Regions from separate parts of the Homo sapiens genome. Here regions 2 and 3 are each linked to region 1. A link is an interaction called in ENCODE POLR2A ChIA-PET data of the cell type or tissue named here. Cell type or tissue: Panc1. All regions are shown on one strand. Region 1 has its middle 2.0 kb from the start of OR10P1. Region 2 overlaps ITGA7 (integrin subunit alpha 7). Region 3 overlaps ITGA7 (integrin subunit alpha 7).

Region 1 (2,500 bases):
CAATTCATCCATGTAACCAAAAACCACTAGTACCCCTAAAGCTATTGAATTTTTTTTAAGGGACCTGTTTTACTAAGAGATGAAAGGTTGGTATTGCCACTCATGTGTCCAGCTACAGGAATCCAAAACAATTATAACACAGCGAGACCCATAAAAATGTCCACATGCTTAGCCAATAATATTACTCTTAATTTACCCTAAGGGAATAAGCTAACAGAGCAAACTGAGACACACATGAAAATATTGTTTTCATCATTGTCTACCATAGCAAAAAAAAGATGGGACAGCGTAAAGTGCACAAGGATGAGAAGCGTTTGTTAAATGTTAGTGGAGAAATTCAATGGACTACTACAAGAATTTTTTTTGAAAGATTGTTCAGAATACCATGCGGTCTCATGGCAAAATGCTTACAGCAAACATTAAAAAAGGAAAAGAAGACATAAGGTATATACACTATGACTACAAGCATAGAATATGGGTTTGCAGTGGGACAAAGACTTGAGAGTGATATATGAGAAAAAAAGAATTTAAGGTGATGGAATAATGGTGGATTTATTCCAAATGTTTCCTAAATATTTTTAATTGAAAAAAACAACATTTTAAAAATTTGAAAACATCAGGATCTATTTCGTGTTTTCTTGGTGGTGTGGACATCTGAAAAGTTTTTTTTTCCTTTTTAATCAGCCAGCCCAAAATGTCATGAAGATTTATGGACGAAAGTAGAGAGGACTAATGAACTCAGATACTCCTTCTGTCCAAACTGACTACATGCAAGTTCATCTCCCAAAAGTGTAGAGTGAGGCTATTGGCCTCACAAGACATATAGTAAGTATGTGGTTGATACCTCAGGCTCAAAATTACAATTCTGGTTCTGCTGTTCACTGACTTTGTGATCTTGCATAGGTCGTTTAAACCCTCAGAGCTCTGGTTCTTTATCTGCAATGACAAAATAACAATTGTCACTAATGTTGTTATAAAGGTCAACTGATATACTGTATAATCCCCAGCACACAGCACTCTCCAAACATAAGCTAGAATAAATGGTTTAAGGCCACAAAAAAAAAAATATGTTGAGAGAGCAGAGTGAGGGTGGGATGAAAGTTAAGTGCAATGGATAGAACTTTGAGGCTCTGTTTCCTAAATATGAAGATGGCCAGACTAACCTCATGGCGTGGGTCAATATGGGTGATCAAAGCTCCGTGAATCTTGGGACCAGGACTTCTGAAAGTCCAGTCCAGTTTCCTGTCTTTGTCAAACTAGCTGCCTAAATTTAGGCAAATCACTTAATTGTTCTATTTATCAGTTCCTCTGTCTTTATAACTGAGATTCGTTCACTCATCTAATAAATGTTTAGCGAACACTCGACATGGTCCAAGTACTGAGCTTGTTTTTCTGGTGATTAACCTCTTTTTTTTTTTTTTTTTTTTTTTTGAGGCAGAGTCTCACTCTGTCGCCCAGGCTGGAGTGCAGTGGCACGATCTCGGCTCACTGCAAGCTCCACCTTCTGAGTTCACGTCATTCTACTGCCTCAGCCTCCTGAGTAGCTGGGACTACAGGCGCCCACCACCACGCCCAGCTTATTTTTTGTATTTTTAGTAGAGACGGGGTTTCACCGCGTTAGCCAAGATGGTCTCGATCTCCTGACCTCGTGATCCACCCACCTCAGCCTCCCAAAGTGCTGGGATTACAGGCGTGAGCCACTGCGCCTGGCCTTGGTTTTTTTTTTTTTCTTTTTTTTTTTTTTTTTTTTTTTTTGACTGGTGATTAACCTCCAAGGCAGTTGATAACTTGGTGGTTAAGATCACAGGCTCTGGGGTTAGGCAGACCTGGATTTGAACCCAAACTCTGTCACTTACAAAATGTGTGACATTGAGAAAGTTACTTAACACTGTCTGGGCTTCCCTCTCCTTATCTGTAAAATGGAGAAAATGAAGGTTTCTATGTCGTAGTGTAATTAGGAAGATCCAATGATTTAATGAATGTTTAGCCCTTAGCATGGTGCCTGGCAGGAACCAAGCACTTGGGAAACATTAGCAGCTGCTAAAATAGGTAACTGCCTCCCCACCTCCCCACCACGTCCTGCAGGATCTCACAGTGGAGTAATAAGTGCTAGGACAAAAGGACAAGCAACATCTCATGAAAGCAGAGATAAAAGTGCCTTCCTCAAATACTCAAGGGCTCTCTGGTGCAAGAGGAGTTAAATATTGTATGAAATACTAAGCATTTAGCCAAGACCAATACAGTAAAGTCTTTTCCTACAGGCAGAAGAGGCCATAGCTAGAAAGGGCTACCTCAATAGGTGGTGAGTTCCCCATCACTGCAGATGTTCAAACAGACTCTGCACAGCACCCTTCTAAAATGTTGAAGATAAGATCCAAGTACTGTCATATGGAAATATATGTTCCTAAATGTCACTTTTAATCTTGAAATGCCATGGATAATTATTTCTGAGCCTGAGGATCACAGAAAGCTGCCACCGAGATAGCGAAACTTGAGTGAA
Region 2 (2,500 bases), 52 kb after region 1:
TGGCATCTCCTTACACATTCATCTCCTTGCACACTCATGCCCATAGAAAAAAGCATGCATGCGACCTCCCCACACTCCCACATGCTCACACCCCATGAGCCCACCAACCCTTTGTGCACGCCTCAGGCTGTGTAGACTTACCCTTATATCTGCACCCTTCTAATTACCTCTCACCTCACATCACTCTCATGCAATCTCATTTTTCACCCTGAACATTCCTGATCCCCTGAATGCTGGGAATTCTCCTTATATTCACACACATACATACCCACACACACTAGACACATGCACACACACAACAGTTACCCCACAGTCCCTGGACCCCCAACTTCCATGGCTGAAGGCTGCACAGCCAGACAGGCCCGGTGATAGTTGGTGGGAAAAGATGAGCTCTGGCTGCTCCGATGGAAGAAGCCACACTAGGATGTCGAGGGAGAAGCAGGGCAGAGGAAGCAGAGGATGGAAAGATTGAGGAAGGACAGGATCCCCTATCTCTGCTCTGTCTTCCTTCCATGGGAGCAGGGAGCAAGCATCCTGGGACCAGTTTCACAGAGGCATCAATCTCCCCTAAGACTGGGAAGGTTCCCAACAGCTTGGATGCCACTCCAGAGCCTGGTCTACTGATGATTCACACTTGCCAAAGGGTGGCTCAGTCTCTGATTGGTCCCAAAGAGCAGGCACAGGCAGGGGCAGTTCTCCAGAGCCCCAAGGACATGTGTGGTTCTGAACATAGCCCCCGATGTGGCAGATGGCTCAGCATATGACCCCGGTGATGTATGTGATTCCGTGTACTGACGTGTGCATGTGCATACTTTTACATTGAGCCCTGGATACCAGTATGATTCGGTATACAGCTCTGGGTGTACAAGAATGCTTCCATGCAGAGCCTGGTATGTGGAAGCTCTGAGTTCCGCCATGAGGGCAGTCCCCTGGAGGCCGTTCTCCGTGCTTGTTGGCCTTCTTGGCCACATTTACCTTTCCAGTTTTCACTGCCACATTCTAGTTAAGTCAGATCACACTTCTCTGCCTCCACGACTTTGCCTACCATGGTCCTGCTGGACCCCACCTACCTCATCCCCTTACATCCTCACCCTACTACCCCACCTTCCTCTGAGGACTGGTTCCAGTGCTACCTCCTCTCAAGCTTTTTTCCCTCTAAACTCCCACTCCATTTTCTCAACTCAACACTTCCTGCCTTGTCCTTGACTACAGGCTCACCACTCCCATCCCACTGGACTATAAAATCCCTGAGAACGAGATCTGCATCTGATTTCTTTTTTTTTTTTTTTTTTTTTTTTTTGAGACAGAGTCCTGCTCAGTCCCCCAGGTTGCAGTGCAGTGGCGCAATCTTGGCTCACTGCAACCTCCACCTCCCGGGTTCAAGCGATTCTCCTGTCTCAGCCTCCCAAGTAGCTGGGATTACAGGCACCCCCCACCATGCCCAGCTAATTTTTTTTATTTGTTTGTATTTTTAACAGAGACAGGATTTCACCATGTTGGCCAGCTTGGTCTTGAACTCCTGACCTCAGGTGATCCACTCACCTCAGCCTCCCAAAGTGCTGGGATTACAGGCATGAGCCACCATGCCCGGCTTTTTTTTTTTTTTTTTTTTTTGAGATGGAGTCTCGCTCTGTCACCCAGGCTGGAGTGCAATGGCGCCATCTCGGCTCACTGCAACCCCACCTTTCGAGTTCAATCGATTCTCCTGCCTCAGCCTCCCAAGTAGCTGGATCTACAGGTGCGTGCCACCACGCCCAGCTAATTTTGTATTTTAAGTAGAGATGGGGTTTCACCATGTTGTCCAGGCTGGTCTCGAACTCCTGACCTCAAGTGATCCACCTGCCTAGGCCTCCCAAAGTGCTGAGATTCCAGGCATGAGCCACTGCACCCAGCCTGCATCTGATTTATCTTTGAAACATCCAGGGACTAATAGAGTTCCTGAGACATGCAGGGCAAGTGTTCAGTGCAGATTTGCTGAATACATGAGTGTGTGGGTGGGTGACAGAACCACAATACAAAATGCTGCTCACCCAACCAGGAAGTCCACCCCCATCAGCCCCACCTCCAAGCCTCACCTTCCACAGGAGCAGCACCAGCAGTGCTAGCACCAGCAGCCCAGCCAGTACAGCCAGGAGGATGACCCACCAGGGCACTCCTTCTGCCACCACAGCCATGGGGTCCAAGTATACCATCACTGGGATCTGGGGAGCAAGGGGTCAATGGAGCAAGAGGTCAATGGAACAAGAACTGGAGGGAGCAGGAAAGAAGAGAGTCCTCCCCACCTATCCCCCAACCCTGCAGCTCACCACTGTGGAGGCATCTCGGAGCATCAAGTTCTTTATGGAGGACTTCACTGTGATGTTGGCCCGGACAATCACTTCCAGGGACTTCACAGCTGAGTACTCCTAAGGGAACAGGGAAGGAGACCCTTCTCCTAAATGCCCCATGTCTCCCTCCCTTCCCCTTACCTCCTGAAATTATAAATGTAATGGTGCCCAAC
Region 3 (2,500 bases), 64 kb after region 1:
CAGGGCACAGGGAAAAGGCAGTCACGCTGGCTGGGGGCCTTGCAGACAAGATCCAGGCCTCAACTCCCCCCAGTCACTCAGGTATGTTTTCTATTTTATTGAGAGGCTACAAAATCCCAGGCACTCTACATACATCATCTTTAATCCTCTTGGCCACTCCCTGCAGATATTACTAACGCAAAAAGGTTAGGAACTTGCCAAGGTCAGAAAGCTGGTAAATGGTACAGCTCAGACATAAGCTCAGGGACCCTCTCTCCCTGAGTCCTCAGAAGACCACACCCTGACCTCTGAGGGGCTTCCCCATCCCTCCTGTGGCCCCTCCCTCCCTGAGCCTTTCCAGTTCCCCGTCACACCTGGAAAGCCATCTTGGTTGAGGTCCCCCAGGACAGCCAGGCTGATCCCGAACATGGAGTCAGGGGAGCCGCAGAGCCGGAGAGGGGAGATCCCAGCCCAGTGACCCCCCTGGTTCAAGTACACATACACAGCACCCCCCAGCTCTTCTTGGCGCTCAAAGAAGTAGGGGGCACCCACTATCAGGTCTGGCCAGCTATGGAGAGAGGGAAACATTCAGTGTGGGTCCTCCCTGGCCAGAGGAGCCAGCAGGAGGCTAAGTGGCCTCAGCCAGACTGGGGCTACTAGACCCAGCCTCCCTCAGGTGGCACGGCCCTCTACCCACTCACCCATCACTGTTGAGGTCAGCCACAGCCAGTGAGTAGCCAAAGCCGGAGGTCAGGCGCTCCCCAGACAGCATAACCTCGGGCACCAGGCGACTGGCGCTGTCCTTGCGCAGGATGACCACAGCACCCTTGTGGTTGGCGCGGGGGGCTCCAGCCACAAAGCTCAGCTCTTCTGCACGCACCAGACCTTTCCCCGAGTCAATAGAGAAGCCTGGGGGAAGGGTGACTTACCCCTAAGTCTTCACCCCAAGACTCAGAAGCTGGGGTGTGTCACAGCTCCCCCAGCCCCTGCCCCCTCCCTACAGGTTAAGAGCCAAGTCACAGCTCCCCTGCACCCTGCCCCCTCCCCTAGGTTAAGAGCCAAAAGATAGGTCCCCCCAAGTCATCAGCACCACAGCTGGATAGCTCTTCCTCCCCACAGGGCCTGGCAGCCTCCCACACCCACCAGGCCCAGAGACAAGCTTGGCACAAAAAGTGCAGTGAGGTCAGCCTCAGGGACTGGGCAAGAGAGAGAAAGGTGATGGCTGAGAAGGCCAGGAGCCCAGGTAGGAGGCTGAGCACAGTGGCCTCACCCTGCCCACACCCAGGGAGCTAGAAGAGCTAGAGGTCCCTCTCAGGCCCGAATCCCACCCAGTGCACCTCTTTCCCCCAACTCCCTCATCCTGGCAGGGAGGGGAAGTCTTCACATGGATGAGGGGGAGACAAGGGGGAGTGAGAGAGCGCCTGCTTCACCCAAACATCTCCCAGGCCTGGTTTCCTCCTCCTCTGCAGAGGAATGCAGATGAGACAACGAGAGGGACTTACCAACAACATTAGCCCTTTCTTCAATATGTGCCCACCATCCATCCCCTCAGGGAAAGTCCCCCTAGAAGACAGGACTGTCCTTCCCAAAATATCCTCAGCCCTGGCCCTCTCATTCCACCTGAATCTTCCTCCATGGAGACCCCTGGCTCACAGCCCCAGAGGCCACCACCCTGGGGGCCTCCTCCTCTTAGGCCTGATCATTGGACCCAGCTCTTCTCTGCAATTTGGGCCCAATGTATGTCTCCCTGGGTGTGTGTTGGGGGAGGAGGAGATTATAAGGCACCAAAGGTCGAGTTCCCTGGGGAAGGAGGGGAGGCTGGGCCATGCCCCTAGAGTCCAGGAGGTGGGAGCTTACAAACCTAAGTAGCTATTGAGGGCCAAGTCTCCGGCTGGTCCTGGGAGCCGGTCAGCAGGGTCCAAAGTTTTATACACCAGCTGGTCGGGGTCTGAGCTATCAATGTTGGTCACAAAAAGCAACCCTGTGGGGGGTGGGGTGAGACACCAGGGAGGGGACATCCAGAGTAGGGGCCACAGAGTAGGGAGACAGAGCCACAGAAAGGCCAGAAAATGGTGGAAGAAGAAGAGGTGGAGAGAGAAAAAGAGACCAGAGAGATCACAGCCAGAGACAGAAAGACAGAGAGAGACAAGGTGAGAGACAGAAACAGAGACAGAAGGATGGGAGCATGGAGAGAGAGGACAAGAGAGAGGAGCAGAGGGTTAGAGCAGTTCTGGGCCGGGGAGAGGTCCCTACCAAAGTAGCTGTTGGCAGGGACCGGGATGAGGCGGGGGTCCTGCTCCTTCTCTCCCCCCGCCTCGTAGGGACCGTCGTCCAGGTGTGCCAGGTCCGCTGAGCCCTGTGCACAGAGCTCCACCCTGGCCGTGCCTGCAAGGACAGACCTGTTAGTGCCCAGGGCAGGGCGCAAGGAACACCCCTCAGGCCGGACACTGAGTTAGACAGGCACACGGGGAAGCCCTGCCTCTTCTTTCTAGCCCTCTCCCCACCCTGTCCCCAACCCAGG

Evidence for each region. Peaks named below come from ENCODE experiments on the same cell type or tissue, not always from the same donor. Only the 100,000 strongest peaks of a DNase experiment are listed, where the experiment ranks them.
Region 2: POLR2A ChIA-PET joins it to region 1 with 14 read pairs; 5 of 35 experiments call an interaction of 5 or more read pairs at or near these places.
Region 3: POLR2A ChIA-PET joins it to region 1 with 16 read pairs; 3 of 35 experiments call an interaction of 5 or more read pairs at or near these places.

The regions. Positions count from the first base shown.
Region 1 is chr12:55,633,684-55,636,183 of GRCh38, forward strand. No RefSeq gene overlaps it. Among named protein-coding and RNA genes, the nearest start is that of OR10P1, 2.0 kb to the right of the region's middle. In Panc1, no CTCF peak of the experiment used is centred here; no DNase peak of the experiment used is centred here.
Region 2 is chr12:55,685,896-55,688,395 of GRCh38, forward strand. ITGA7 (integrin subunit alpha 7) reads right to left here. Exons shown (of 25, transcript NM_002206.3): 23 at 2,307-2,405; 24 at 2,076-2,201. Among named protein-coding and RNA genes, the nearest start is that of TMT1B, 5.4 kb to the left of the region's middle. In Panc1, no CTCF peak of the experiment used is centred here; no DNase peak of the experiment used is centred here.
Region 3 is chr12:55,698,030-55,700,529 of GRCh38, forward strand. ITGA7 (integrin subunit alpha 7) reads right to left here. Exons shown (of 25, transcript NM_002206.3): 5 at 1,841-1,960; 6 at 681-888; 7 at 354-547. Among named protein-coding and RNA genes, the nearest start is that of ITGA7, 8.6 kb to the right of the region's middle. In Panc1, no CTCF peak of the experiment used is centred here; no DNase peak of the experiment used is centred here.